2 separate regions of the Homo sapiens genome follow, and region 1 is linked to region 2. Evidence: chromatin loops called from intact Hi-C (ENCODE). Cell type or tissue: Calu3. All regions are shown on one strand. Links, peaks and the distances in the headings refer to the core of each region. The heading gives the core; the rest is flanking DNA.

What was found. Peaks named below come from ENCODE experiments on the same cell type or tissue, not always from the same donor. Only the 100,000 strongest peaks of a DNase experiment are listed, where the experiment ranks them.
Region 1: a loop joins it to region 2, with 6 times the contacts of the local background. A loop is called at or near these places in 11 of 110 quality-filtered maps.

Annotation. Positions count from the first base shown.
Region 1 is chr9:6,900,043-6,916,076 of GRCh38, forward strand. The region is part of intron 8 of KDM4C (lysine demethylase 4C); the gene reads left to right. Among named protein-coding and RNA genes, the nearest start is that of KDM4C, 150 kb to the left of the region's middle. In Calu3, for the core only: CTCF peaks have their summits at 7,967 (motif pointing right) and 8,238; no DNase peak of the experiment used is centred there.
Region 2 is chr9:6,818,182-6,834,215 of GRCh38, forward strand. All of the region lies in intron 4 of KDM4C (lysine demethylase 4C), which reads left to right. Among named protein-coding and RNA genes, the nearest start is that of KDM4C, 68 kb to the left of the region's middle. In Calu3, for the core only: no CTCF peak of the experiment used is centred there; a DNase peak (open chromatin) is centred at 9,370.

The DNA.
Region 1 (16,034 bases), core at 3,662-11,661, 80 kb after region 2:
ATAATATTTGACATTGTCTCCAATATGTCAGATCGAGCTCTGGGCACTAGACACATCTTATTTTTCTTGATCAGTGATGATGCACATTCAGAGATAATTGCTTTCTGTCCTATACTGGCCCCCTTTTTACAATGTGTCATTTTCAGGGTGGTCCTATATCTTACGTTGAATTGGAGGGAGTTTGGGATGAAGAAGAAAATAGGGCAGTGAGGCCCGGCTTAGATGTAGGTTTGCCCCCAATGTCCTGTACCCTTCTGGACTCATTTTTCTAGGTGTAATGGCTTAAATAAGCGCCAGCCACGTGTGTGATTTGTGGGATCACTCTCAAGATTCTTGAAGATTCAGAATGGTCTTGTCCCATGAAAGCTGTAGCTGATGTCACCACCAAGTGGCTTTGGACTCTATCTCACAATTGGTTGAGTTTGGATTCCTAAAGTCAGTGGAGCCAGGGGCATGGTGGCATACGCCTGTCATCCCAGCACTTTGGGAGGGTGAGGTGGGAGGACTGCTTGAGCCCAGGAGTTCAAGGTTACAGTGAGCCGTGATCACACCACTGCACTCCAGCCTGGGCAACAATGCAAGACCTGTCTCAAAACACAAAGAGAAGCCAATGGACATGTTATTTTGGATTCGTCTTCTCTGTCGATAAACCTACATGTGAATTCCTTTTTAGTCTGTAGTGCAACCGTCGTTAACTCTGAGGCTTTGACTTTGCTCTTTGATTAAGGCGGTAGGGGTGAGAGCAAAGGTTTTCTACCTTCTCTTTCATTTTATCAAGTGTGTGTGGGGAAGTTCTGAGGCATCTGTCTGGATAAAAGGACTTGTGTATAGAGAATGAGGTCAAAGTTAAGGGCCACCTATCTCAATGTATGTTTGTATGATTATCAGGGGCCAAATTTTAGTGTAGCACTTTTGAAGCTTTAGGATTCTTTTTTTTTTTAATGCCTTAGTTTGGACTTTTCCATATTTTTTCAGTGTTTATAATAGTAAACACATAGGAAAAATTTTTACTAAAGGCTCTATTCTAGACATGGTGACTGCAGAAGAAGGCAAAAGTTGGTAGTGTGTTTTCTGGCTCATGATTACCCAGAAGAGAAAGCAGTGGGCAGAACATGAGGTGACGTTTGAGAGAAGCAGGCTGGCCAACCCCTGGAGGGAAGGAGGGACTGGTGGGAGAGTCAGCAGGGCCCTGGGCACCCCCCAGAGTTTGCCATAGTCAGATGCCCTGGCTTCCCACAGCTTCTCATCCATGCAGGCTTTCCTGCACTTCCACCCCTGCAGGTTCTGCTGAGGTGACACACAGTGGTTTATCTCAAAAGGGCTCTTACCTCACATAAGGGATTGTCAGATATGTGCTCCTAGGGTTGGTGTAGCAGCTCAGCAACCTCATGAGGTCTCATGCAGTTCCTGTCCTTCAGATTCACTGTCTCTGGGCAGGCTTGTCTTGATAGCTGTGCTTACTTCAGACATCTTGCTGCCAAGGGCAGGAAGCGAGACAGTGTGAGAACTAGGCTCATCTACCCCCATTTGCGAGGAAAATCTTTCCTTGAAACACACTTGAAAACATCCTTTTATGTCCTGTGGCCAACTGTTAGAAAGGCTGGAAAGGTAACTGGCGAGTAACTGGTGTTTTTAGGGAAAGGGGCTCTGCCTGTGGAGAAGAAAGAAAAAGATGGAAGAAAGAAGGAAAAAGATTCATTGACAGAATCTGCCACAATATGTGCTTCTGATACCTCATTTCGTGACACATATTTACTTTTAGCACCTATTATTTGGTGGGCCCTGTGCTGTGGCTAAAAAACTAAGTAAGACATGTAGTTTCTGTATAGTGGCGCTTACAGACTTCAGTCTATGTTCTCAGCTCTGTGGAACATTATAAGTATGGACCCCTGGCCCCACCAAAATCAGTAGGATTAGAATATCTGAGGATAAGGGACAAACATTTGCATTTCTGAAATCTTCCTGTGACTCTGGTGGATGCTGTGGGTTGAGAGCCATGGGTTTTTAGGGAGTTAAATTAGGCCTTTGTTGTTTGGGTTGGGGTTCTTCTGCATCTTCTATTTTTTTCCACCAGTATGAATTTTGAGTTCCAAAACATTAACTTAATATCTATTTATAAATTGGAGATGTGTAATGTTTTGTACATATATCATTTACAGTCTCTTTTCTCCAAGAATTAATAGGTGTTGTGAACACATATAGAATTGTGCCCACATATTTCATGATCAAGTAAACATGCCCAGTAGTACTTTTAAGGGGAGGAAGGGAGAGTGTTGGAAAAGAAATAGAGTAGATGTTAAAGATAGGAATGCACTGTATATACCTCTTTCTGAAGAGCTTAGTAAATGTCCTGATGGCTGTCAGGAGTGCACGTAAAAAACCCAACATAATCACCTGGGACTGTGTTGGAATTGTCGTTCTGTGTGGAATAGTTGTGTGACCTGGGGCAAATGACATGTTTCTGTGAGGCTTAGTTTTCCTACCTGTAAAGAGGGCGTTCACTTGTGCCTCACAGGTTGTGAGGATGCGGGTGGTGATGGGAGAACTCGCCTGGCACCATGTCCCTCTCCCCAAGTACATATTTAGGAAGTGACTCATTGTGGGTCATTTTTATGTCAGGGAACTCCCTGAATATTAATTTGGGGGAAGACTGGTGGAGTTCAGGCCTGAGGTGCTGAGAAACAGTGTCTGTGGGGACAGTGTTTGCAGGGTAAGTGTCAACAGCAGGCTGGGCAGATGGATATTAGATAGTTTTACTGACTTCTCACTCGCATTCAGGTGTACTTTTTTGCTAAAATGAAGGCAGTATGAAAAGAAGTGCCAATAACTAACAGTGGGTTTTTGTGGACCAGATTGCTGAGAGAAGGAATTTGAAGGAGCTGTTGCTTATATCTTCAGAAACACAGTGTAGCTCTTGTGCCCCTTGTTGAATTTGAAAGGCCGTGTTTTGTAATCCCTTGGAAAAAACACCATCCTGGATGGTAGAGATTACTGCTAAGCTTTGACTGTATTTCCCACATCAGTTTCATATACTTCAGGTTTTTTGATTCGATTAAAAAAACCCAATTAGTTTCTATTAACTGTTTAAAATTTTCGTAAAAGGTATTTTTGTAAGGCCTGATAATCATTTTCATTGATTTTTGGCAGCATATTCCCAGTTCTTAGGAATGCATATTCAGGGTTGTCCTTTGATTTTGAGTGTTAATTTTTTAAAAAGATGACTGTTTTGTTGATTATTGAAATAGCATGAAAACTTGTTTCTTTGAAGGTAAATAAAATTGAAACAGTTTTCAAACTTATATAATGATTTCTTTTCTTTTTTTAAATCATATTAGTAAAGATAATAAGAAAATGCCCAGTCCCCAGGAGAATGTAGTTGGTAGAGTGGGCACTGTGTTCTCTTGGCAGGAATATGATTGGAGTAAGCATCCTGAAGAGAAGGTGGGCAGTGTGCATCAGTCTTGGTAAACATCTTCTTGCGCTTTTACCATTTTCTCACACTCTTAGGAAATGAGCAGAAATGTAGGCAAAAGGTGATTGTTGTAGTGCCAGTTTTATCAGTGAAAATAGAATTGTAACTAAAATGTCCAATGATATAGGAATCATTGAATAACCAATTGTGTCCATACACTGTAATTTTTAAAAATTTTACAGAAAAGCATTGGAAAGGAAATCACTATGGCTAATAATATTACTACCCAAATATCCATTGTTGAAATTTGTAAAAATAAAAATATTTAATGGCACCCTTTCTAGTTTATTAAAGGTAAAAAACTGTTAACAGTTCATTGTATATCTCTTAAAATATCAGCATATATCTGTATCTTTTCGAAAATCTACACAATGTTATTCAAGATCCTATAGATTATTTTGCCATGTCTTTAATATATCATTCTGTTCAATATATCTTTCATTAGCCGGGCGCGGTGGCTCACGTCTGTAATCCCAGCACTTTGAGAGGCTGAGGTGGGCAGATCACTTGAGATCAGGAGTTCAGGACCAGCCTGGCTGACATGGAGAAACCTCATGTCTGCGAAAAATACAAAAATTAGCTGGCATGGTGGTGGGTACATGTAATCCCAGCTACTTGGGAGGCTGAGGCAGGAGAATTGCTTGAATTTGGGAGGCAGAGGTTGTGGTGAGCTGACATTGTGCCACTGCACTCCAGCCTGGGCAACAGAGTGAGACTCCATCTCAAAAAAAAGAAAAAAAAATCTGTATCTATGTCTATCTATATATTTATACCTATATCTATATATGTCTTTCATTTACAGCAAGTAAAACATTTCTGGGTTATAGATACTTACTACAAGAAAATTGTTGTAGCGTATCCCAAAAGAATGTGACAGGTGGTTTGCAGTGGATTTTTTTTTTTTTTTTGAGGGGCATCACAGAACCACAGTAGTACATAAGAGTTCATTGCACAGATCTTGTTAACAAATCAGAATGTTGAAAATGAACACCTTAGCTCATGGCTCTGTTTGCATTCCCTGGGTGCAGAGCAGATGGTAGGTGGGCTTGTGCTTGGTGCACGGGTCCAGTCTTGTCTTTGTTGATGGGCTGTGTCCACACCTGTCACCTCGGCTTATTCCACTACAGTTAATACTGGAAGAGATTTATAATGCCTTTGCAGTTTCTGTTTTACTGAATGACAGCATTTATAACTGGGTCTGTATATTTGAAGGAATGTATTTTTAAGAAAAACTTTAATAAATTCCTTTAGTAATGCCTTTCTCTGGCATCATAAAGGAGTATTCCAGTGAATTTGGAAGATACGAGAGGAAAAAGTAACTAAACGGCGTTAGTCAACAGTTTTGTGGCAATGGGAAATTAAACTGGGAATAACACAAAAGAAAAAAAAACCTAGCTTGGTTTCTAAGTACGAGCCTAGGCAAGGAGGGCTACATTAAACAAAAAACAAACAAACAAAAAAATCCTCAGCACAACAAAATGCTAACTGCAATAACCATAAAGGATACTATAGATTTAAAACATTATTGTCCATTGTTGCAGAGAGCAGATGGTGCTTAAAATATCCTTTAATTTGATGTGCTTCTTAAAAGAGCAAACAGCCAAAGAGTATATATCATCTATATTAAAAAATTAAATGCAAGCTTTTCTATTTTTGAGGATGCCATAGTATATATAGTTAACGAGGAACAAATGTAACATCAGTATGCCAACAGGGATACACATTGGAGGCCGTCTTGGCAGGAGATTGAGGGATAGATGAGGGAAAAGACTATGAAGAAACACTTCTAAACCCTGATTAGCCCTTGTATGAAACTCTTCTCGGTTGTATAATTTCCCCTCAAACTGACTCTACCAAGTGTTGATTGTCCTGAAATGTCTAGATTGCCTTACAACTACAGCCATTAGTTTGGGGGAACATACTTAGGTATATGGTCATAATTTTCAGAAAACATGGTTTCCTCCTTTAGTCTTTGACATTTGTTTAGAATATCAGAGAGGTTCTTCTGAATTTGGGTGCTGTATACACTTATGACCTTCAGAATTAATGCTGAATCCTAAGCCCTAAAATGATTCTTTTGAGAAAGCATGACCAAGACTTCGTAACAGATAACTGCCGTTCTCAGATTTGTAGGTGGGTTTAACTATAGCAGGGTATCTTAAATGGCATTTCTATAGTGTAGGGTCCTTGTGATCAATTTATGTTGCTTTTTGATCCAGTTACTATACAGACATGTTTGCTGGTGTTATTGAGATGGAAGGTGTCTGGGGCAAAGCTAAATCAGCCTGTGACTTCATTCAGCCCCTCAGACTGAAAAATGTGCTGAGCACAGATTCTCCTTCAATTCCTATTACCCTTTATTTTATGTTCACATTGAGGATCCTGCCAGTTAGAGTGGCCTCTGTGTAAACGAAGAAAATGATTTGGAGTTCAGATCCATATTTCTGAAAGTATCCAGGCTTTGAGTTGTGGAGAATCTGGAGCCCAGATTCAAATGACTGAGTAAGTGACGCATAGCTACTTACCGAGAAAATTGGGAAGATGCAACACACTCTGTTTTCAAAGAAACATTTTGAGGTTGGAAAGTATACAGACATAGAATTTCAAAGGGCACATGTCAAGTTTAGTTGTAGATTAACATGATGCTGTGTGTGTTGATTTCATGATGAGAGAGCACTTTTCCCTTGTTTTTTTTCTCCGTTTGCTTTCTGGAACTGATGGACATGATTGCAGATGGTGTCAGATTTGTTTTCTTAGAAGTAATTATTATTAAGCATTGAAGTAAATGGTACTTCTCGTTTGTGGAAACTCCACAGGGTAAACCTCTCCAGGCAACACTATGGAAGGAATTCTCAGCATCGTGGTATACCGTTCCTAAGTACCTGTTGTTGTCTCAATAGAGTCTATGGGCGAATTGGGAGATTAGTGACTCCAAGTCTTCTGCCTCAATGGTTTTGTCTCTGAGGCAAAGGGCTGGTACACTGACCAGAGCCTCCCACCTCAGCCTCCCTAGTAGCTGGGACTACAGGTGCTCCCACCTCAGCCTCCTGAGTTGCTAGGACAACTACAGGCACATGCCGCCATGACTGGCTAATTTTTACATTTTTTGTAGAGATGAAGTCTTGCTTTTTTGCCCGGGCTGGTCTCGAACTCCTGGGCTCAAGTGATCCTCTCGTTTCAGCCTCCCCAAGTGCTGGAATTATAGGTGTCAGCCACTGTGCCAGGCAGGTTTGGTTTTTAAAAATTTCTCTTTGGGTTACTAAAAGTGTTTGGCATTACATGATTTTTGTAGTTATTTGTGCACAGTTGTAGACTCAAGTGAATTTTAAAATGAAATTGCCTTTAAATATTAGTATGGCAAAAATGAAAACAGCATTGCATAGTATTGTTTATTTATATGGGTGACGTAGATAGGTATTTTATTTCATGGGAACAATCTAAGATTTATGATATGGATCAAGGATTCTAGAAACTATTCTCGTAACCAGTTTTAAACAAGGTCATTTATAACACCTCTGCCCAATTTTACTATTGTGAAAATATGCTTACAAGCATTAAAGGATTGACTCAATAGATTTTTAGAAAAATCTCTGCTATACAGCTGTTAAAAACAGCAGGGTGTATGTATTGATGTGATAATGATCTTCAAAATATATTGTTATGTGACAAAGAGTAGTTAAGGAATACTTCTTTAGCATGAAGCTGTATTTTTAAAAAGCAATCTTAAAAATATGTAAATTGAATGAAAAATAAATGAAAGATAAACATGGTTAATGCTATGGCCAGAGGAATGAACTTGAGATACAGACAGGCAAACCCTCATCTTTTATGCGGTCTACTTCTGTGAGGTTGACATTCATTTATTTATTTTTTTTGCAAGTCTATTTTCATGTATTATTTAAAATTCAGTAAAATTATTGTTAAAGTTTTCAGTAGTATCTGTACATGTAGAGCTCTGGACCAATGTCTAAATGCATCTTATAGACACATAGCAGAGATGTTTTAAAATTTGTTTCCTCCAGAATATTTAACTTGTAGCCAAAACTTTAGGGGAAGAGGGTAGTATAAATATGTGTCTTTACTCATAGGACTTTTTCAGCATTTAAAGCATTACTCTATAATTAATAATTGATATCTAATTAAGGGACATTTCACGTTGATTCTAAAATGGAAGTAAACAGCACTAATACAATTACTAACTCAAAATGCTGTTGAAAGAAGTAAAGTGGAATTCTGTGTTGAAACTATATTCAGATAAAATGGCGTTCTTTATTCCTTGTTGTAAAAACAGCCTGAAATTTTGTATTGGCTTTGGCTATGTATTTGTTTAACATTTTCATACAATTAAAAGTCACTATTAGACTGTAAATTGTATCATGGACTATGGTACTTAAATATTAACATATTAAATTTTCTACTCAAAGATTCATAGACAGTGTGGAAAATTCACCAGCAGAGGACAGTGTCGCTTCATACATTTTTTTTCCTGCAAAGTCCTTTGTAAGGAATGGATTTTCCTTATAACCTTGACCTAGAGTCTTAGAAGATATTTATTGGTTACACATTTGTAATCGGTATGTTTTATATTGAAGAGAAGATGATAAAAATGGATGTAACTTAATGTAGTAAGGGCTATTTATACTATTGTTTATATTCCCTTTACATTAGTTGTTTCTTAAATGAAGTGCCCATTTTATGTGTAGGAAGTTTGTGCATTTAACCTAAAATACCATCAAGTTGAAGTGCTGTCTTTTGTGAAATGAGGTTATAATTTTCTTCCAAATCTATTGCAAACTGTTAATGTGTTTAATCTCTACATGTTACTTAGTGTAGCTGCTGTGCGAAGTGGGTACAGACAGGCACACACAGTACAAAAATGAAATAGAATGTATTGGGAGGGCCTTACAAGCTGACAAGTAGCAGTGTGTGCAGGTCCCCCACCACTCATTCTTTCACTGAGAGAATGAGGCTTGAGTGGGGCACAGGTGGGAACGGGCGTCCACGGAAGGACCCCACCTGGCCCAACATGCTCCATTTAGCCACGGAGAATCAGGGCAGAACACATCCCTGTGGGACCAGGTGTGACAAGATCTTCTTGGGGGGAGGATGTAGTCTTTGTAGCACTGACTTAGCAAAGAGGCCTCTTTTTGCTAAGTTTCTGAGGTGGGGGGTGGGGAGGTACCTAGCTTAATTGGGGACATTAAGTAGATTTTAGTGGTAAAGAGAGGACATTTAGTCTGCCTGGGTTTGAATCCTAGCATTGTCATTTACAGGTAATATCATCTTGGGCAATTCATCTATAAATTGGGATAATAATACCAAATTGGAACAATAATGATAGGTTAGTTGTAATGATTAAATCAAATAATGAGAGTAAACTCCTGGAGTAGTGACTGACACATGGCATGTAATAAACATTTTTCTTTCTACGAGGTATTGATATTTATTAACCTCTTAAAAGCAATTTGGACTCCCTTTGTCTCTTATTGTCCTGTGACAGTTACCATGAGTGCATTCTCCCATTTTTGTTTACCAGATCTGCCCCAGGAACTTTTTAAAAAATTGATTTCTTTCTTTTGAAAATAAAACAAATATGTGAAACATACTGAAAATGCTAAAACCTACATGAGAGTATTAGAAAGTAAAGAATGTAATTCTATAATCAGCTACATATGGATAGGCAGAGAGAGGGGTCTGCTTCTTGTCCAGCTGTAGCTCTGTGCTAGTGGAAGCATGTCCTGGAGTTCACGATGTGGCCAAGAGAACAGATGTAGTTAGGCAATGGAGGTGGGACAGAGAGCTGCAAAGTGCTGCACTTGCCCCTCTTACTGGACCCAAAAGGCTCTCAAGTGTAACACCTTTCTGTAGTGCTGTAGATCATTAATCTGGGTGTGTGATGACCATCTGATCTAGCACATCCAGTGGCATTGTGCATATTGGGATAGGAATTTGATTTTGTGAACTCAAGCTATTCAGCAGGGCCCATGAAAAATCACCAGAAGGGTAGGTGGGTCTTTGCCACTGTCTGATGTTTCAAAGATTTCTTGTATTAAATGCTGTGTCCAAAATTATAGAATACTCTCCAGTTTGTATTTATGTAAAAAAAAAATAAAAATAAGCTTTCACTCGTATTTTTAACATGGCAGACTTTGTAAAAACATTTAATGAAACAAGTAAATATATACACTTATTTTGAAGTCTTTAGTATTTTAGAGTATATTTGACAGCAAAAGAGGGTGAGGAAAAACAAATTTGGATTTCTGTCCCGCTAAAAAATTCTTAAAAAAATATTTAATGTTAAATATATTAGAAGAAAATATAGGGGAGTATTTATTTGATCCTTGAGTGGAGCAAGACTTTTGAAGCGGCACATCATTGGTGGACACCATGAAAGAAGATTTCACGTATATCTTTGAAAATTGCAAGCTGAATAGAAAAGTATATGATAGGTAGTGGGTTAATATCCTTAATAAGGTGCATGTCCAAGTAATCCCTGGATGTCACTTAATAGCAAGTTCGTGAGAAGGAAAATATGGTAAAATTGAAATATTTTGAAGCTGAATATAAAATGTACTTGAATATTTTAAAATAAAACCATGTTTTAAGGAAATTTGATACATCTGGTATGCTGCATGGTTTTTACCTTCAGATGCCATGAGGTTATGAGTTACTCTTTTTTGCCATTAGGGGTCGTTTTTGGGCAAGTTTGAGAAGCAGCACTACATTAATATATAAAGAAATTCCCATTTGTAATTCATTAATCTTTAAATGGCTAAACTTCATTGAGTCCTTACTTTGTGTCAGGCATAAGGCTGAACTTACATTAACTTGTTTAATTTTTACAACTGTCCTATAGAATAGATAATGTTATTACCCCCATCTTATTAGAGAAAATTAAAGCACTGAGAGGCACAATTGTGGGTCCCTCCACACCAAAATTAGAAAAACTGGGCAAAAGACAGGCAGTTCACTAAAGCAGAAATATAGTCAGCAAATAACTACAAAACGTAAATATAATCTCATTAGTAGTCATAGAAATGCAAAGAGGTTAGTGCCATTTCTCACCTCTCAGATTGGTGCAGAAGACAAATGGAAATACTCAGTGCAGTTTTAAACTATGCAAATTAGTACACCCCAGAGCATGCCAAGGCACCAGCCTTAGAAATGTGTGCCCTGTGACCCTGCATCCACACCTGGGAATTTGTCCTATGGAAATAATCAGTAGTTGCCCAAGAATGTATTTATTTGGATAGTCTTCACAGTGTTGATTGTGAAACTGAAAAAATTGATAGCAAGTAAATGTTGAACGCTGCGGGATAGTTGAATAGATGATGGTACATCCAGTCATGATATGCTAATTAGCATTAAAAATGATGTGGAGGTACGTTTATTGATATGTGTAGATAGATGTTTGTAATACACGGTCATGGATTAAAGAAAGGTTATAGAATAGGATCTTTTCTTAGTTTGAATGCTTACTTGTATTACAAATTATAGAAAGATGTTTATTAAATTTTAGCGTCATCTTTGCAGGGTTTTAATTTGCTTATCTTTATTTTAAAATATTTCTATAGCAACCAGTTATCACATGTGCAGTGAAAAAAATAACAGATTATTTTTTTAAAAGGGCTGGCTTAAATTACTTAATTTACTTAAAATTATGTATAGCTCTATTAATAAAAAACTTTTATGCCATCACTTAGAGGATGAGGGAAAAAAACCTCCAACTTTTAATATGGAAGTAAAAAGACAAGAAGGTAGAAAATGATCAGCGATGAGGAATCTGAAAGATTAGAGTTTCCATAATTTGCTAGATTTGAGGCTTTGGATAAATTACCTGTTTCTAGCTTCAAACAGGAGTATAAATATCAATAATTCTTCAGTGTGCGTAATTGCATCTGATATTTGTAATGATGACTGTGGGCTGTCAAGCTAGTTAATGATTTTGATGAATTACATATCCCGATTAAGAAAATAAGCTAGTACATTAGTGAATTTTAGAATGAATAGTGTTAAATAGTTGAAATTCATGCCTGTCCTTCATGATACATTTCACTTCCTACCTCTGCTAGATAAGTCAGACCTGTTTAACAATGTTAGCACTTGTATAAAATGTTCATATTTAGTTCAAAAGGGAGAAATTTGACTAATCTCCTTGATCTCTAAAATAAGTTATTATATCTAAAAACTTAATTAAATTATTGTGGTCATGAAGCTTTTGTTGACGTATTGCAAAGGACATGTTTGTGAACGTGTGTGACCCAGCTGAATGTTTCTGGCTCTGCATAAGAACATGGGAGGAGGCTGGTGCTGGGGCTCGGGGAGGTGGCAGGGACTGGGCACTGTTGCCTGAGGGGGTAAACACCCCATGTCCTTTGGATCCTGGTTCTGGCTTCTTAGGTCATGAGGCCCTTCTGCAGGGTTGCTCCCCTACTTTTGCCCAGGACTTGGGGCAGTTTGTGAGGTTTGTGAGGAAGGTGGAAACCCAGTGCCAAAACTAGATGGTAGCCAGACCATCTGTGAAGGTTTCTCCCAGGAGGTTGGCACAGAACGGGAAGATGGCAGGTGACCTTAGGAAAGAGGTTTTCTCAAGGTGCAGGCAGAGCCAGGGAGGGGCCTTCATGGTGCCTTGCTGTTTCTGGCCAGCCTTATTTCCTGCCCACCTGCCCCTTCCTCCTTTCCTGCCATTCTATGCTTCTCTGCATTCTCCTTTAGCAGCAAGTTGAGCTGCTCCTCCCCAGACTAACGAATACTTGATACCATGCAGCTCAGCTTTGCTGTCACTTCTTGCAGTCAGGACCCTTAACCTCTCCCCTGTGTGATAAAGTACTGTCTCCTAGGGTTATTCTGAAGACTGCTGGAGAAGATGTACACACCATGCTGGCATTCCTTGACATGCTTCACATAGGCGCTGTTCTCTGAGGCAGGGTTCCAGGAAGCTCATAGTCCTGGCATTCATTGTAGAATGAATGAATACAAATGCCTCTGCCAAACACAGTGGATAAAAACAGAAATGATCATTAATGTATGTGAATGGAGTAGATTGAAAGTAAAGAAAACCCATGTACAAATTGTTCATTGTTCTATCTGAAGGGTAATAAATATACTGGGAGAGAGAGAATTTATATATTTGCAGCTTTAACTAATTTTGGTTTTGCTATAGTCCAAAGGCATTTCTGCTTAGAAATGTTTGTAAGGTTGTTTCTTTCCCCAGTAACTGGATTCTAATGAGGATAGCAGGTATTAGTGTCTGCTGAACTGATGGTTGCTCCCGGAGATGTGTTGGTATTCCCTATGTGTTACCATGTGTGTTTTTTAATCCTTTTTTTAACTACTTTTGATAAAGAAATAAGGAAAAGAATATTTTTTTTCACTATTTCTATTGTTGATATTTCAAGAATTGTGATATTCTTGGAGTTTTTCGTATGGTACCTTTTCTATATTGTTCCAAATCAGTGGGCATTTTCAGTATGTTGAGGAATTTAACAAAAAATAAAAAATAAAAAGCAAAGAAAATACTGGTCGTATCAGTCCTCCCTGGAATCAGTGGAAGTGAAAACTATGACATACTTGAGACATAACCTTGGTTAAGTAACGATGGTTTTAGTTCTGTGTTTGCAGCTAAACAAATAAAGCACTAGTACTTATTCTGGGATAAGGAATTGTCCATTTTCTTTCTAGATAATATAACTTGATTATATTTTTCAAAAAATTAGCTACCCAGGGATATGAAATGAAAAATAAAAAACCCTTTCATTAAAATGTTTCCTAGTATTAAAATTTAAATGCAAGCAAGTTGATTTAAAACAAGTAATTAGGTAATCTTGAAGGATATGGTGAAACAAACCCATTTGTTGTGATGTAGTGCAACATTTAAAGAATCTAATGCACTGTCTTAGGCTCTAGTTTGCAAAATGGGCTTTTATCATGTGTTTCCTTCTTTAGCTCATACCTTGCGCCAGCTGGTGAAGAATACGTTTCATGTACAGTGCGCTTCTCCATTGGGATTTGTGAGAGGCAGGCAAAGGGCTGTTACCTATACCTCTTCTCTGAAGGGTGGGTCAGTGGACTTCACTTGTCCTCCTGCCCTGTTGGTGGGTGTGGCAGAGCCCAAGGGGAGTCATTTCAGTGACAGCCAACCTGGCTGCCTTTCCTTCCTTCTTATCAGGAAAGCTAGCACATGGGAAAAATTGGACAGTTTCTACTCTATTATGATAATCCATATAAGCAGAATCACAAAATTCCCAGATGACAATTCAAACAGTTACTATAAAAAGTAATAAGGTGTATTTGACATCCTTTGAGGCCACACTAATGTCAGAGTTTCTGATAGTTTATGCGGTTTTAATGGACACATATTACTGTTAATGTAGATGGAAGGGATAGTATGAGAGTTGAGAGCAGGGAATGAGCTAACAGTCAGGGTTTAAGCACTCCTTTAGGAGCAACTGCACTTTCTGCGTTTCTTTTTCAATTCTGTTCCATCATCCTTGTTTGCAGTTGAAAGCCTGAGACTGTTATTTGTTTACAACATAGTACATTTTGTATTTTCCCTTTTTTTTGAGACGGAGTTTTGCGCTTATTGTCCAGGCTGGAGTGCAATGGCGTAATCTCGGCTCACCGCAACCTCTGCTTCCCAGGTTCAAGCGATTCTCCTGCCTCAGCCTCCCGAGTAGCTGGGATTACAGCCATGCGCCACCATGTTCAGTTAATATTGTATTTTTTGTAGAGACAGGGTTTCTCCGTGTTGGTCAGGCTGGTCTTGAACTCCCGACCTCAGGTGATCTGCCTGCCTCTGACTCCCAAAGTGCTGGGATTACAGGCTGGGCTTACAGGCATGAGCCACTGTGCCTGGCCCATATTTTCCCATTTTAATAAAGCATTGTCTAAGACAGTAACAGATGAGTACATCATTTCCTGGCTACTTGTAATACCGTTATGATATGCCACATGCTTTTGGTAAGATCAGTGCTTATAATGAGGGGTGCAGAGGTATTGGACCAATTCATGAGTGCCTTTTGACATTAAAAAACATTAGCATTGTTTGTATTTATTATTATGTCTGCTATGGTTTGAGTATTGGTGTCCCTCCACAATTAGTGATGAAACTTAAACCCCAATACACTAGTATTAAGCAGTGGGGCCTGTAGTAAATGATTAGGCATTGAGGGCTCCACGCCCATGAATGGGATTTGTGTTCTAACAAAAGGGCTTGAGGAAGCAAATTCGCCTTCCCCATTCCTTCTATCTCTTCTGCCATGTGAGGATACAGAAACAAGGCACCATCTTTGAAGCAGAGCATGGGCCCTCGCCAGACACCAAATCTGCTGGCACCTTGGTCTTGGACTTACTTGCCAGCCTCTAAAACTGTGAACAGTAAATTTCTATTATTTGTGAATTATCTGTAATTTGCTTTGTTAAAGCTGCCCAAATGTACTAAGACAGAGTCTTTTTGATTTTGCTGTCTACCTATCTTTCTCTATTTTAAGAATTAAGTGTTGGACTTATAAAAAGGGGCACAATTTGAAATTCTCGAGTTAGTCTTACTGAAATTAACATGATAAAACGTTCTAAATCATAGAATTTTCTGTGGGGTGCTTTTTTAGTTTGGAAAAATTTTAAACTTCCTTTACTACTTCAAAGATACTTTATTAATTTGCTAGAATGCAGCTCACCCTATATTGTCTTATTGGTAAAAATATGCAAGAAGCACGTGATCTCTTTCTACTGTTTAGGTTTTACAAAACAGGTGTTCATGCATCTACCTAAGAGAGTTTGTTTTAGGTGCTTCAGATTTCCTGTGAGGGGTTTAGGGGGTTGCATAGTAAAGCATTAGGTAACAAAAGAAAATGACCTTCCTCTGAAGCAATCATTTTTGCTGTATTGTCTTCTCACTACTACTGTGATGAACACTTGGAGATGCCTGCCACTTTGAGGTTCGGGGTTACATTCCATTTTAATTCAAAAGAGATAAAATGATTGTTACTGTCTAGTCATTAAGAAGTCATTTTCCTAATTGTATTTGACACATATTATGCTATTCTACTGGCAAAATTTGATTATTTTTAACCCTTAAGAGAGATAACAAAAATACGGGAAATAATCCACTTGACTGTCTCAAGAATAAAGAGACTGCTTTTGTTTTTCTTTCCTCGAATGCTACAACAATTTGTATATTCCTTGGACCTTATTGGAGCCTTAGTCTTGGTGGCTATGCCCTGTATCCAAGGTATAGCCTTCGAAGAACAAGGAAAGGGCTAGTTTTACACTTCCAGCTTCCTTTGGAAGCTGCCTGTTAATAGTGATGACGTTATCAAGTGTCAGGTTGCAGTTTGCCATCATGGAAGGACCTATGCTGGGGCATGAGAAGCTCGCAAAGACTCCTTTCCAGCACTTGAATTAATGACAGGCTGGGCTTTTATCACTGACAGATGCTGTAAAATAGTACAAGGTAATCAGGGTTATAGGATGGGGGGAATTTAATTCCAACATGGCATGAATTTGGACAGCTTTGTGAGAGACATCATATTTGACCTGGTGAAGATTGGATGGTGTTTTGGAA
Region 2 (16,034 bases), core at 5,370-13,369:
TTTTACAGTTTTTTGACTTTTGAAACATTTCCAATATTGCTTTCCAGAAGGATCATTTCAGTTTCTTTTAGCACAAGCCACATCTAGACTACCAATTTCAAATCGTACCTTGTATTACATGGTGGATTTTTGTTCGTTTCAGTTTCAAGTGTATTGTTTGCTGATTTATTCTTTAGCAATAATAAATTTCTTATGAGCTAAATGTAAGTTTAGCTGTTGTGGGCAAGTCATTAGATGTTGCCCATAGGCAGGGGCAAGTTATGCACATGTGTGATAAAGGTGAGGGCTCAGAGAGAGGCCAAGAGCAGGTTCTAGTGCTTAGAGCAATTGTCTGGGAAGGGTGTGGCAGCAAGTAGGACATGTAGGAAATTGATGGTGAGGGATGTGGGCAGATGGGAGTGGGCATATTGAAAACATTTGTGTGGGTCCCGTATCTTTATGCTCTTACCAGTAGGCTTCCTTAAGGAATGTGGCATCTTGCCTTGTTAAACCAGCTTCTGTGCGATTTCCATTGGAATGGGTGAGGCAGCTTAAGTACTGTTGGCCTTTTACACTTAACAAAACATGGGGCCCAGAGAGGGTCAAGTGCTTTTCCAAAGTTGGGAGGCTAGTAAAAGGGCCATGACACGCTCTTATCCCCCACACCAGTATTAGAGAAGTCATTATGCATAGTCAGTCTCATAGTTGTGGAAATATGTAAAACTAGGTCTTTGTCAACTAGATATTGCCCCTGAGCTGATGGGTATATTTTGTACTTTCTCCATAGTTTCTTCCTGTGCGTTGTAACCTGGCAAATGTTCAGGCTTCTGAGAAGAAGGTTGAGCTGATGGGTCATCCAGATCCTGGCCTGAAAGTTGCATGTCTGAGTGCTTGAAAATAAAATAAAACTCAATCTTAAGTTTTTTTTCTTTTAAGATAATTAACCTTTTTGTTCCCTTATTTTTGTATATATGATTAAGAGTTAGAAGCAGCATGTTTGGGAACATTTTCAGAAAAATTGATACAAAAATGTCCTGAATTAGCTGTATGTATTTGGTAGTGAAATAGCATAAGCATTGACTGTAAAGATGAGGTTGATGGACTTTGGTTTGCAGTGCTTATCAATTTACTGCTTGTGTTTGAAAGCCATTTACTCATTGGCATTTCTTCAAGGGAACATTGACTTTAGACTTCAGATTTGTGTAACTTTTGTTATTAAAATCCAATGAACAAAATCCACTGGTTTGTAAACACGCAGTTTTAAAACATCCTCATCGTTTACAGGTTTTAGAGCTGGGAATGTATCATTTTGGTAGGACCTACAAGGCAGTATTTTATAGAATTTCTGCAGGCTGTGTGGAAGCATTTAGCAGCTCCTGAGTTGGACTGACATTTTCATGCTTTTGTAGCATAAGGAAAGACATGAGAGGAGTGTTGTAAACTGCTTCTGGTAAACAAAACCAATCACACTCAAGACACCTAAATTCAACAAATGAGAAATAACTTGTATTTACCCGCCTTGAGGTAGACAAAGAATAACAAAAGAAAAGAGTGCATTAAAGGGCATGATGTAGAGTGAGTGTAATAATTGCTTACTGTCAGGAATGTTTGAATTCATTGTAATGAATGTGCATTTAAAAAGCCCATGGATTGTTTTGCTGTTGACTGTCTTATCTTTATATTGTTTAATTCTTTAGTTCAGTATTTAAATTGTACCAAGAACTGGTTTCTCGTGGTTCATGGCATTATTTTGAAACGAATTATAGAGTCATCAAATTGCAGTTTCCTTTTTCCTTGAATTTCTAGTGGTAGCTATTTACCTTAATCTTAAAAGAATGGTAAGAAAATCGTAGCCGTTTTTTGGTGGGGGTGGGAGTTCTTGGAGAGGGTATGGGGAGATAAGAGAAGTAATTTGTGCAAGGTGCAAAGATGGATACGAATCCTGCTTCTCAAGTAGTTCATAGACTTTGTGGGGTGGAGGGACAGTTGGTGCAGTGGGCTTGACTCTTTGCAGCCTGCGGGAGAGGCAGTATGAGCAGGCCTGCATTCAAGTAAGACTTTCTGGAGTGGGGACGACATCTGAACTTGGCTTTGATGACTAAGTTCCAGTGAAAGGAGAGAGAGTGAAAGGTGGGACCAGAGCTAGGTAAATTGAAGGGTGAGACCACACCTAACAGTGTCAGTATTTTTGCTGAAATTGCAGGTTGTTTGCTGAGCAGGAGCATAGGAGGGTGAGGAAAAACTCGAATAGCAGCTGTGGGATATGGGAGAGGGGCCTGAGACAGGGCTGTGGTCCTGGGTCGTGGATCTGACCCATGGCCCCACAGCAGCCCCACCTGCTTTGTTCCAGAGTCTGAATTTTGTCTCTTAGCCCCAGGCAAATCTTTTAAGGAGCAGAGAAGGTGCCATGGTAGTTTTCATCCAGCTGGGATATAGCATAGGAATTAGGGGTGAGGGTGTTTTTAAAGGACTAGATCAGAATAGTCATCCTCGACAGAAGAGGGAGAGGGCCTGGAAATCCCCTGGCTTGTGTCTTGATCTCTCTCTCTCTCTCTTTTTTTTTTTTTTTTTTTTGATAATACTTCAAGTTCTAGGATACATGTGCAACGTGCAGGTTTGATACATAGGTATACATGTGCCATGTTGGTTTGCTGCACCCATCAACTCATCATTCACAGTAGATATTTCTCCTAATGCTATCCCTCCCCCAGCCCCCCAACCCCCGACAGGCCCCAGTGTGTGATGTTCCCTGCCCTGTGTCCAAGTGATCTCATTGTTCAATTCCCACCTATGAGTAAGAACATGCATTGTTTGGTTTTCTGTCCTTGTGATAGTTTGCTGGTAATGATGGTTTATAGCTCCATCCATGTCCCTGCAAAGGACATGAACTCATCCTTTTTTATGGCTACATAGTATTCCATGGTGTATATGTGCCACATTTTCTTAATCCAGTCTATCATTGATGGACATTTGGGTTGGTTCCAAGTCTTTGCTGTTGTGAATAGTGCAGCAGTAAACATATGTGTGCATGTGTCTTTATAGTAGCATGATTTATAATCCTTTGGGTATATACCCAGTAATGAGATGGCTGGGTCAAATGATAATTCTAGTTCTAGATCCTTGAGGAATCACCACACTGTCTTCCACAGTGGTTGAACTAATTTACGCTCCCACCAACAGTGTAAAAGCGTTCCTATTTTTCCACATCCTCTCCAGCATCTGTTGTTTCCTGACTTTTTAATGATCACCATTCTAACTGGTGTGAGATGGTATCTCATTGTGGTTTTGATTTGCATTTTTCTGATGACCAGTGATGATGAGCATTTTTTCTTGTGTCTGTTGGCTGCATAGATGTCTTCTTTTGAGAAGCGCCTGTTCATATCCTTTGCCCACTTTTTGATGGGGTTGTTTGTTTTTTCCTTGTAAATTTGTTTGAGTTCTTTGTAGATTCTGGATATTAGCCCTTTGTCAGGTCTTAGCCTCTCTTTCATTCTTTTTTTTTTTGAGATGGAGTATGCTCTGTCATACAGGGTGGAGTGCAGTGGCGCGGTCTCAACCTTCACCCCCGGGTTCAAGCAGTTCTCCTGCCTTAGCCTCCCGAGTAGCTGGGATTACAGGTGCATGCCACCACACCTGTCTAATTTTTGTATTTTTAGCAGAGACCGTGATTCGCCATGTTGGCCAGACTGGTTTCTAACTCCTGGCCTCAAGTGATCTGCCTGTCTTGGCCTCCCAAAGTGCTGGGATTATAGGCGTGAGCTGCTGTGCCCGGCTGGCCCCTCTTTTATTCTGCTGCTGCTTTCAGAGCTTGATTTCCTTAGGTTATACTAAAAAATCTGAACACCATGGACAGTAACCTATGGCAACAGTAACACAACTTAAGCAAGTTATTATTTTTAAAACCAAAAAACCAAGACTCTCAAAGGCATGGGGCGAATCCAGCCTTTGGGTATATATTGAAGAGCAGGGTTTGGCTGTCAAGTTCTGCCTTTTGCTGGTTTTTGTAATAAAGCTTTCTTGGAGCCCAGTCTTTTTCATTTGCATATTATATATTTGTGCACTACCGTGGCAGAGGTGCTTTAGTTGTGACAGATTATATGGCCTTCAAAGCCTAATATATTTACTGTTTCTTTGCAGAAAATGTTTGTCAGCCCCTTATATGGAGGATAATTATTTGTTCTTGGGGAAGACTGTACAAATCCTTTTTGAGATAGATGGGATATAAATAAAATTGGAATGTTCTCAGGAGGATGAGATTAATATAATTGACTACATTGATTCATTGCAAGAAAGAAATTGGAGTGTTTGGTAATTTCAGGAACCTTCTGTAGTTAAAACAAGATCTTAGAAATAGAGCCATCTTTGGTCCTGAGTAAGTCCTAGATGATTCTTTGGAAACAGTACATACACATAAGGAACTTAAGATCTGGATTTTTTTTTGTTATGTTTCACTAAGGGCTGGTCTGCCGATGAAGTTTTAATTAGCCTTTGTTAACAAGCCTTTACATTAAAATACTCAGCCTTCTGTTAGACGCAGCACAGGAGTTTCTTCGGGAAACAAAACAAACACACAAAGATAAAGATAAAAGAGGGACTGAGAGAAAATAAGATTTGGCTAAAGGACCTGCAAGTCAGCAGATGTCTGTAGAAAAGACAGAAGGTATAACATTGCTGAGATGGCCAGTAGCCATGTACACCTGCATCGACCTTTGAAGGCAAAGCTACATCTCTTTTTTTCTGTGTGTGAGAGCTAAGAATAGACATCAGCATTACCTATGTTAGTACAGTGACAAAGGATCATCAGGTTTGTGTTCTGTCCTATTTTGGGCTGCATTTCTAGCAATACCTATTGTGTAGCATAATGATGATTCTTCTCGTGGTAATGCTTCATTAAATAGAGGTATAAAATGAAGTTCTACATGTTTTGCTCATGCTATTACCTTCATAATCTATAACCCTAGATGGACCTTCCAGTGTATTGTGTGTATTCAAGTCGTCTTTGCAAGATTTTCCCTTTGCTGAGCGGTGACACATAGCTCCTCCTCTCATCCTCATCTCTATTCTCCATCGTGCTGGCTTTCCAGTTTAAATGCCTCATAGCATAACATGCAGGTCAGTCTTCAGTGGCCCCTTGGAACCAATGTTTTGCACCAAAAGGGGGTAGCTTATCCTCACTGTCAGAGTACCCATGGAGCAATTTAGCCTTTGGATTCTGTAATAAACCTATGGGATAGCATTTCATAAAGACTGAGAATTTCCTGTGTGTGTAACCATCTTTGATGATAGTTTTCTGCAGGTCACTGGAGGAAGGTAGCCACACTTCACTGTGAGGGGATGGTGCCCTACCTGTCACCTTCAACTTCTGCTATCTCACACTGTTGTTGGATGTTTCAGACCATTTTGCACTTGCTTTGAAACTTAGCTCCTTCACTGAATCACGTTGCTCCTTCGTTGCTGCTGCCTCCAGATCTCCAAAGGTGTCCCCTACCCTCTCCTGTACCAGCCAGATAATCATTGGTCTCCTACCCTGAGAATGGCTATGAGTCCACTGCAAAAGGAATTTCTCTAGTTTTTCAAAATCTTGAGTCACATGGTGAAGCTCTTCAGGAGCAACTCTGCTATGTTGAAGAGATTGGGACATGTCAAGTTAATATCTGATGGGCCTCCTTCCTTCAGTACGCACCATCACTTCCAACTCTTCGTAGGCTTCTGTAGGTCTCATATGCTCACTTACTTTCTCCTCGGGTTTTTCTACTTTTTCAGGAGACATTTTCACTCATACTGATGGGAAGATGACAGCAGTAATGCCAATACACTTAATGTGGGCGCTAGAAATAATCCTTTTGGGAAAACATCTGAGATACAACTTAGCTGCAGACTATATTCTCTGACCTAGATTTGTATACAACTGAAACAGTTCTGTTGGTGGACACCATCATAGAGAGTCTTTGATTTGGACAGTGAATATTGGGTAAAAAAATTATTGTAGCAAATAGTTGGAAAATGATAACAGAGGATGAAGGTTACTTGTATTTGTTTTTGTGGTATTTCTTTTCGTGGCTATTTCTTCTGCAGTAGACTCTGAGTTCATTGGTGACAGGTGTCATTTCTCATGTATTCTCTAGCTCCAGTCTCTAGCATAGGGTCTGATGAGTGCATGGCATTGGAAAAATAGCTGTGAAAAATATTGTGATCTGATAACAGACTGCAGCAAGATGGTCTAGTTACAGCAAGAGGCTTGGGGAGGGCTTCGGATGAGAAGGGTGAAGAGGGTTCAGGTGAGCTTCCCCAGTGTGCATTTTTCTGAACTCTTTTACTCCAAGACAGTAGTTCTCAAACTTTCATCTTAAGGCCCTGTTACAATTGTAATAATTATTGTGAACCTCAAATAACTTTCATTTAAGGAGGTTATATCTATTGTTTTTTATTGTATTAGAAATTAAGGCCGGGCGTGGTGGCTCACGCAAGACTCCGTCTCAAAAAAAAAAAAAAATTAAGAGAATATTTAAAAAATATTTAATTCATTAAAACAGTCCATTATATATCAACATACATTATTTTATACAAGGTGACCATAGGGTAGAGAGGAGCAGACAGAAAAAGAAAAGGTGACTGTATTTCCCCAATTAAAAAATTAGTAGGAAGAGTCACATTATTTTACATTTTTCAAATCTCTTATGTCTAGCTCAATAGAAGATTGTGGCCAGGTACGGTGGCTCACACCCATAATCCCAGCACTTGGGGAGGCCGAGGCGGGTGGATCACCTGAGGTCAAGAGTTCGAGACCAGCCTGGCCAACATGGTGAAACCCCATCTCTACTAAAAATACAAAAAAATTAGCCGGGTGTGGTGACATGCACCTGTAGTCCCAGCTACCCGAGAGGCAGAGTCAAGAGAATTGCTCAAACCCAAGAGGCAGAGGTTGCAGTGAGCTGAGATAGTGCCATTGCACTCCAGCCTGGGCAACCAGAGTGAAACTCGGTCTCAAAAAAAAAAAAAAAAAAAAAAGATAGCTGGATTTTTATATCAGCTTCTACATTTAATCTGTTATAAAGTCATATGTCCTATAGCTTCTGGAAAACTCTATACTCATGAGAGTGAAAAAGGCAAATACTAATTAATGTTCTGGTATAATTTTGAAAATAGTTTTGATGTCACAGACCCTCTGACAAGGTCTGCGTGTCTTCCTGTGGTCCTCGGAAAACACCTTGACAACTGCTTCGGTAAGATACATAGCAAAAGATGACTTATCTATTGCACATAGATGATGCAGAGATCTTAGGGCAAGGTAACTGTGTTCTATCTTTATTTATTGGCCTTCAGGTAACTGCATTCCTGATATGTTTCTGAAAGAACGAATCACCTTCAGAGACAGTGATTCTCAAACTGGAAGCCATGGAGTTCTTTGGGGTACATCATGTCCTGTGTTTTGTCTTATAAACCAGGCAAAATTTTACAAGTGGACAGCATGTGAACTCATGTCTCTGCATCTCAAAATATAGAAAATATTTTAAATTGTACCTCCAAGATTTTTCTTCAATATTAATTTGCTGGCCTATTGCTTTTGTTATCTTCAGGTATTTATTAATGGAAAAGTGATAGAAAATTTAAAACAGTTTGAAAAATATTGTGGCAAATCTTTTTTTTATTTATTTCTCTGTCTCTCTTAAGACAAGGTCTCACTCCATTGCACAGCCTGCAGTGCAGTGTCACAATCACAGCTCACAGCAGCCTCCACCTCCCAGGCTCAGGTGATCCTTCCACCTCAGCCTACTGAGTAGCTGGGACTACGTGTGTGCGCCACCATGCCCAGCTAATTTTTTGTAGTTTTTGTAGAGACGGGATTTCACTATATTGCCCAGGCTGATCTCAAACTCCTGGCTTCAAGTGATCTTCCTGCCTCCGCCTCTCAAAGTTACGGGATTACTGGCATGAGCTACTGTGCCTGGCCTTGTGGAGAATCTTAATACAAAAAAATATAAATGTTTTATATATTTCTTCTTGAGCTGGGGAAAAGTTTTTTTTTTTTTGCTATGCTCGTACTAGGTGGATGGGTGGTTGGTGTCCTATTCTTTCCATTTTGTTTTTAGTTTTCTTGATAATCTATAAGTATAAATTACACCACTTTAAGGTAAAAGTTACCTTTTTGTTAATATAAACATTACATATGAAAAATATGGGAAGGTATTACATAGAGAAAATGAAAATCATTCATAATCCTGGCATTCAGAGAAAACAGCTGTCAAAACTGTTTTGTATATTTCCTTCCATTTTTTCTCTATGAATGCTCCATAATTGCATATAAAAAAAATTTTTGTGGTACAATGAACATAGTTTTATCCCCCTTCTGTTTGACCCATTGTGAATGCTTTCCCATGATGATAGATGTTCTTCAACAAGATGATTGAAAATTTATCTTATTTGGCCGGGCGCGGTGGCTTATGCCTGTGATCCCAGCACTTTGGGAGGCCAAGGTGGGTGGATCACCTGAGGTCAGCAGTTCAAGACCAGCCTGGTCAACATTGTGAAACCCTGTCTCTACTAAAAATACAAAAAATTAGCCAGGCATGGTGGCAGGGACCTGTAGTGCCAGCTATTGGGGAAGCTGAGGCAGGAGAATCGCTTGAACCTGGGAGGTAGAGGTTGCAATGAGCTGAGATCGCGCCACTGCACTCCAGCCTGGGCGACAGAGTGAAACTCCATCTCAAAAAAAAAAAAAAGAAAATGTATCTTATTTTTATTGTTTTTATTGGCAGGATGGTTTTCACAGGTAGAGGAAAGCAGATAAATCTAATATGAAGGATGTGGGTGGGTGGAGGCGGGAGAGTATGACAGCTCCTGATCTTGTGTTGGTCAGTGTGGGGCAGGGCACAGTCCACAGTGGGTGGCCAGATCGCTGCTAACCTGAGAGAGTGGCACCTTGCACAGACACCCACTGCCCCATTTTCTGCCATTCTTCTGCAGCTTCTTGAGATTGAAGACTTTATTAAACATCACAGAATATTTGACCTGTTTTCGTTTATAATCAATGTCTGCCATTCCTAGCTGTGACTTTCAGGAAAGCTCTGTGTTTTTCTCAGAGTCTTCATCTACAAGGGGAAGAAATTGAATTAACTGCTCTCTCTCGTTCCTTCCAGCTCAGAAATGTTTACTTTATGATAAGCAATATTTAAGATGAACTAAATTCAATGATAGTGAATTTTTGTCAGTTCCAGATTTCTCTTGTATTAGAATTTTGTCAAATCAAGAGCTCCTTTATAAGAAACCTGTTGGTGAGGCATGGGAATCTTTTCACACCAAGGTGTTAGACATAGTGGCATTTAACCTATAGACTTTTTTTCCCTCTCCCTCAATGGGGTAGCTTAAATACCTTCATCCAGCAGATGGTGCTCTTGGACAGCAAATTTATTTGAGGCTGTGGGTTTCCAAATGAGGTAAAACAGTTTAAACGGTTTGAGTCACCAGGAGAGTTCCTTTCCATTTTTTATTTTTATCATGTCAGGATATCATTTACTTTGAAATAACAAATCGTTCAAAGCCAGAACACTAACTGCCTAAATTTCACATCCAAGGCAAAGATGTCATCCTAGACAGGTTTTGACGCAGAGAGAGAGCTATTGGCTTGTAGGATTGTGACTTTCAGGTTTTAGTTCTGTGAAATAAGGCTTCTAGGTAATCACAGCTCATTTATCTGCTAGCATGTTATGGCTGCTCTTTAGTGAAGCAGGTCAGCTTGCATGACCCCAAAAGTTATCATCCAGACAGGGGAGGTGATGGACAGCTTTATTGGTCACATTGCATCCAGAATGTTTCCGTTAGTTCTAGAAGCTGTGTTTTCAGAGGGGTGTTGCCAGAGCAGCACAGCTGGGATGGTGCAGGAATTGTTGGAAGAGCAGTTAAAGCCCATGTGGTTGTTGCCCCTGAGAATGGTGCAAGTAGGAAGGTTAGGTGGGATCACTGTGGGAAAATTCAGTCTGTCTCTGGAATAAGTTTCTTTTTTTTTTTGAGACGGAGCCTCGCACTGTCGCCCAGGCTGGAGTGCAGTGGCGTGATCTCAGCTCACTGCAAGCTCCGCCTCCCAGGTTCAGGCCATTCTCCTGTCTCAGCCTCCCGAATAGCTGGGACTACAGGAGCCCACCACAACGCCCGGCTAATTTTTTGTATTTTTAGTAGAGACGGGGTTTCACCATGTCAGACAGGCTGGTCTCAATCTCCTGACCTTGTGATCTGCCTGCCTCGGCCTCCCAAAGTGCTGGGATTACAGGTGTGAGCCACCGTGCCCGGCCATCTCTGGAATAAGTTTCTAAGGAATACATCTGCCCCAGAGCAGGTTGGGCTGCCACTTGAGGTAAGGAAATACTGACCTTGGAATGTTCACGTAGAGACCGTCTGATCTTCTGTCAGACATAGTTTAAAAATTTGGGGTGGGGCCAGGTGCGGTGGCTCACGCCTGTAATCCCAGTACTTTGGGAGGCTGAGGTGGGTGGATCACCTGAGGTTGGGAGTTCGAGACCAACCTGGCCAAAGTGGAGAAACCTCGTCTCTACTAAAAAATATAAAATTAGCCGGGCGTGGTGACACATGCCTGTAATCCCAGCTACTCAGGAGGCTGAGGCAGGAGAATTGTTTGAACCTGGGAGGTAGAGGTTGGCATGAGCCGAGATGGCGCCATTGCACTCCAGCCTGGGCAACAAGATCGAAACTCCGTCTCAAGAAAAAAAAAATTGGGTTGGATAGGATGTGAGTAGAATTGGCCGTTTCTCTTTTCACTCTTCTCTTTACCTCTCAACTGTTAAACTTCACAGTTGAAACATACTTAAATGTTTAATAACCTGGTAAATTGATAAATCAACAAATATGTGTGGAGAATCACTCTGAGTGATCGATGATTGTGAGACGTGTCAGCAATGGTGGGTGTTGGCCAGTGCAAGGAGCTTACTGGTTAGCTTGAGAGTCATGAATGGTTTCCCTGAGGGATAAACAACACACACTATACAGGCAGAAGCCTGGTGGATGGCATGAATACTACACACAGTAGGAGTGTAAAGAGGTGAAGATTACTGGGCACTGGCAAAGTCCACAAGACTGTACTGAGAATCCAGGGCATTATGGACATTAGGCATGGTGAGCAATGTGAGGGATGAGGAAGCTGAGCCTGTTTTGTGAGTTCTGGATGATTGGCATGCCTAGAGGGGCAGATTTCTGTGGGAAAGTATTAGGGACACAGCAGTGAGAATTCAGTGAGAATTACTAAAGGAGAAAGAACATGAAACTCAGAGGTGAAAAGTGAGAGTTTTAGTGCTGAATTTGGCTGGTGAACATAAAGTCATTGACAATTTCAGCTGGAAAAAACTTTGGAGATCATCTGGTATAATAGTCAACACATTGATAGATAAGGAAGCTCAGACTGAATGTTAGGGTTTATCCTAGATGACTCCTACTTAGTGGCAGAGCTGGGAGACCCCCCTTTCCTATTCTGTCTCTACTCTTTCAGACAGTCACCAGGAAGGATGGTTAGAGCTTGAACACTGTGTATACTCTGGAGCTCTTCTTGTCTTGGATTGGTGTCTGTTGAGGCCTCTGCTGGTCAGAAGGGCATTTCCCCTGCAACCCAGCCTTGCCTGCAGGTTTACAGAAGGGCTTTGATAAGGTATATCTATTGGAAGCCCAGTTCCTGCTTTGGGCCTGCTGTTTTCCATTTCACAAAAAGGAATATAAAGATAATCTAGATTTCATCTTTATTATAATTTTGTAAGATATAAAAGCCTGTGTTTTTTTTCTGGGGTGAATTTATAAATAGAGTAGAAAGATTCAAGTAATTCTTGTCAGAAAGGAACCATTCATCTACAACTTCTCCTAGAATCTGTTTTACAGATGATCAAAAATATGGGGCAGTGTTTCTGTACCAAAATTTTTTTTAGTGTTTTCCTTATTACAGCAAAAAATGTAAAACAACTTACATGTTACAAAGGAGAAATACGGATACAAATTGTTAAAGCCATGAAGTAATATGTACAATAAAATGTTAAGAAAATGTTTGTAACACAGTGGTATGTGAGGAAACCAGGATAACCGTGTATAGATATATCTCCAAGATTTTGGAATGCCCACTCTGGATTTCCAGTATTGCTTACAATCTCCCTCATAATTCATTCACTTGCCCAAGGGTAGAGAGCAGCAGGTCTGGCTGAGATGAGGGAGGTCGTGGAGCTGCTTCCCACACCCCAGCATCCTAGTATGGTTTCTTCAAAATAAGTCACCAGCTGTCAGTGGGCTTTTGGGGGGTCACTGGTGCAGAGTTAGAGTCATGAATGCCAGGAGTCTGATTCTAAATATATGCTAGTTACAACAAGTTTTTAAGAGAAAGATGTCACTAAAATGATAAAATGGTTTTCTCTTCTTTGCAGATTTATATATTTGATATTTTAAAGTTTACTTTCCAAATGTCCTATAATGATGAAGTATAGTTTAATATTTAGGAGAATTATTGTTAGTTTTCCTTTTCCATTGAAGGAATAATGTGCCTATGTGTATGATCCAGAATTTTATTCTGTGAAGAATGAAGAATGAAAATGAGGCCACTGGAAGTACCTTAGGCTGTTTTTCTTTATGAAGAATAAAAGGGAAACTCAGTAGCACCAGCCCTCTGCCATGTGTTATGAGAGTGTGTTAAATCTGACATTGCTTTAAGAAATAGCAGCTGTAGAGAAAATGAAGCAAGGTGGAAAAAACCAACAACTGGGAGAAACTGAAGGAAAAATCACAGAGTGGTATAGAGGAATTGGGAAGAACAGGTATATTCTTTATTTAAACTGGGATTTTCCAGGTATTAGTGGTTAAGAAAAGGCTCAAGTACAGCCCATACTTTGCTACCATTCAAGAATTAAGTGGTACTCACTTTTCCTTTTGTTAGATCACGTTAGTGTCATAGACTCTGTTATTTTTTTTCTTATTTTAATCCACTAGTCAGTGGGGGAAGCGGGGATCTGTGGATTTTACTATCGAAGAAATATATCAGTCAGACAATATTCTGCTGCCAGTAATAAAGACCTCAGAATCAGTGGCTGAAACAAATTGGGCATTTAGTTTTCTTTCATGTAAAAATTTGAGGTAAGTAGCCTGGGGCCAGTGTGTTGGTTCCATGATGTCATTATAGACCCATACTCCTCCCAATTCTTCTGCTTTCTTTATGATGAGATCTTTTTTATTTTTATTTATTTTTTTTGAGACAGAGCCTCACTCTGTCGGCCAGGCTCACTGCAACCTCCGTCTCCCTGGATCAAGTAATTCTCCTGCCATAGCCTTCCCAGTAACTGGGATTACAGGTGTGTGCCACCACGCCCAGCTAATTTTTGTATTTTTAGTAGAGATGGGGTTTCACCATGTTGGCCAGGCTGGTCTCGAACTGCTGACCTCAGGTAATCCAGCCAACTCGGCCTCTAAAGTGCTGGGATTACAGGTGTAAGCCAGCGCACCCGGCCTATGATGAGATCTTTACCCTCATGTTTTCCTGGTAGATGCCTGAGCCTAATAATCATGTCTGAATGTCTCATGGAAGGAAGAGGGAGGAAGAGTGAAGGGCACAAAGGGCTTGTGCCTGCTGAGGTAGTCCTTCAAAGCTCTATTCTGGAAGCTCTACTCAGTGATGACCGCTGACCTTTCGTTGGCCAGAAAGAACCCTGTACTGTGACCATCCTTAGCTGCAAGAGAAGCTGGAAATGCAGTTTTCATTCAGCTATATTGCTCTTTCAATTAAATGAGGTCCATTAGTAAGGAAGGTGAAACTAGATCCTGAGTACTTAGGCAGTCTCTGCCATAAAAGCTTATTATAAGACATGATGACTTTGAGATGCTGTGTTATACTGTATTATATACAGTTTAAATAGTTGAATTTGTCGGCTGGGTGCGGTGGTCATGCCTGTAATCCCAGCACTCTGGGAGTCTGAGGCGGGTGGATCACAAGGTCAGGAGATCGAGAGCATCCTGGCTAACACGGTGAAACCCCGTCTCTCCTAAAAAAATACAAAAAATTAGCCGGGCGTGGTGGTGGGAGCCTGTAGTCCCAGCTACTCGGGAGGCTGAGGCAGGAGAATGGTGTGAACCCGGGAGGCGGAGCTTGCAGTGAGCTGAGATTGCGCCACTGCACTCCAGCCTGGGCGACAGAGTGAGACTCCGTCTCAAAAAAAAAAAAAGTTGAATTTGTCAAGGGGCTTAATAGTCTAGAAAATATGAATAAAGTAGTATAGATTATTCTTTTTCTTTTTTTTCTTTTTTTTTTTTTTTGAGGTGGAGTCTCGCTCTGTCACCCAGGCTGGAGTGCAGTGGTGCAATCTCAGCTCACTGCAAGCTCCGCCTCCTGGGTTCACGCCATTCTCCTGCCTCAGCCTCCCGAGTAGCTGGGACTACAGGCGCCCGCCACCATGCCCAGCTAATTTTTTGTATTTTTAGTAGAGATGGGGTTTCACCATGTTAGCCAGGATGGTCTCGATCTCCTGACCACGTAATCCACCCGCCTCGGCCTCCCAAAGTGCTGGGATTATAGGCGTGAGCCACTGTGCCCGGCCTTTTTTTTTTTTTTTTTACGGAGATGGAGTTTTGCTCTTGTTGCCCAAGCTAGAGTGCAATGGTGCAATCTCAGCTCACTGCAACCTCTGCCTCCTGAGTTCAAGGGATTCTCCTGCCTCAGACTCTGTAGTAGCTGGGATTATAGGCACCCACCACCTTGCCTGGCTAATTTTTGTATTTTTTTTTTTTTAGTAGAGATGGGGTTTCACCATGTTGGCCAGGCTGGTCTTGAACTCCTGACCTTAGGTGATCTGCTTGCCTCGGCCTCCCAAAGTGCTAGCATTATAGGTGTGAGCCACTGTGCCTGGTCGTAAAGTAGTATAGATTATTGTGTTTTAAATTTTTCATATGTAAAGGTACCTTGATGGTTCTGAGCATGGGATATGGCTGTTTTAGTATATGTTGAGATAATTGATCTCCTTTAAAGGGGGGCTTCATATGGTTTGGGCCCCTTTAGGATTTTCTACAAGAGCCATCTGTAGATATGTAAAATAAAATTAATATTTCTATTTAGCCTATTTTTTTTAAAAAACAGAATGCATATCTGTGAGTATATCCTGCACTTCCTCTATGCCAGTATTTTTAAAAACATCTTCTTGACAGGGAGTCTTTTAAAAAAAATAGAAAATGTAGTTACCAAAGTACTGACTTTCCTAGATATTGGGAGATAGAGGGAAGTTTCTCCCTCCCTGATGATATAAAAAGTGTGTAGTCAGAGTTGACTTACTGGTTTATCGTTTGGCCACGTGGCTTCAGAAACAATAGAGCCAGCATGGGTTAGAATTTTCATTCTCACCCTTGAACCCCGGCCCTGTGATTATGAACTGTGAGGTCTTGGCAAGTTATCTGTCTTTGCTGCAGTCCCCTCATTTATAAAACAGTGTTGATAATAGTTGATGGTAGTGTTTAGCTGGCAGGACAAAATGAGGTGACATAAATAAAACACCTCGTACAGGGCCTGCTCCCTGGTATGTACTGAATCAGTGTTAGCTGCTGCAGGTGGCAGTACTAAAGCAAAGCAAGACAGAAGTCTCCAGGCCTTAACGAGATAGTTATTCACTAGCTGATTCTGACCAAGAGAATTGTGAAGAGTTCTGTTCTGCGGTTGCCATTTTAAGTTTGTCCAATCCGCAGCCCAGTGATTTATACTTTTTGACATCTGTCAGAGCCGTGAAGAATGTTTGTTTAGGAGTCACTGCTTAAGAAAATGCCTCTGTCGTTTTTGAGAAATATACCACTATCTTCTTGTCAGTAAGATCCTGCCGTGTGTGGTGCCAGGACAGAAGTGGCCTCATGGGATATGACTCAAGAGATAGTCTTTTTTTTTTTTTTTAAGATAGTCTTGCTCTGTCACCTAGGCTGGGGTGCAGTGATGCAATCTTGGCTCACTGCAACCTCCGTCTTCTGGGTTCAAGCGGTTCTGGTGCCCCAGTCTCCCAAAAAGCTGGGACTACAGGCGTGCGCCACCATGCCCAGTTAATTGTATTTTT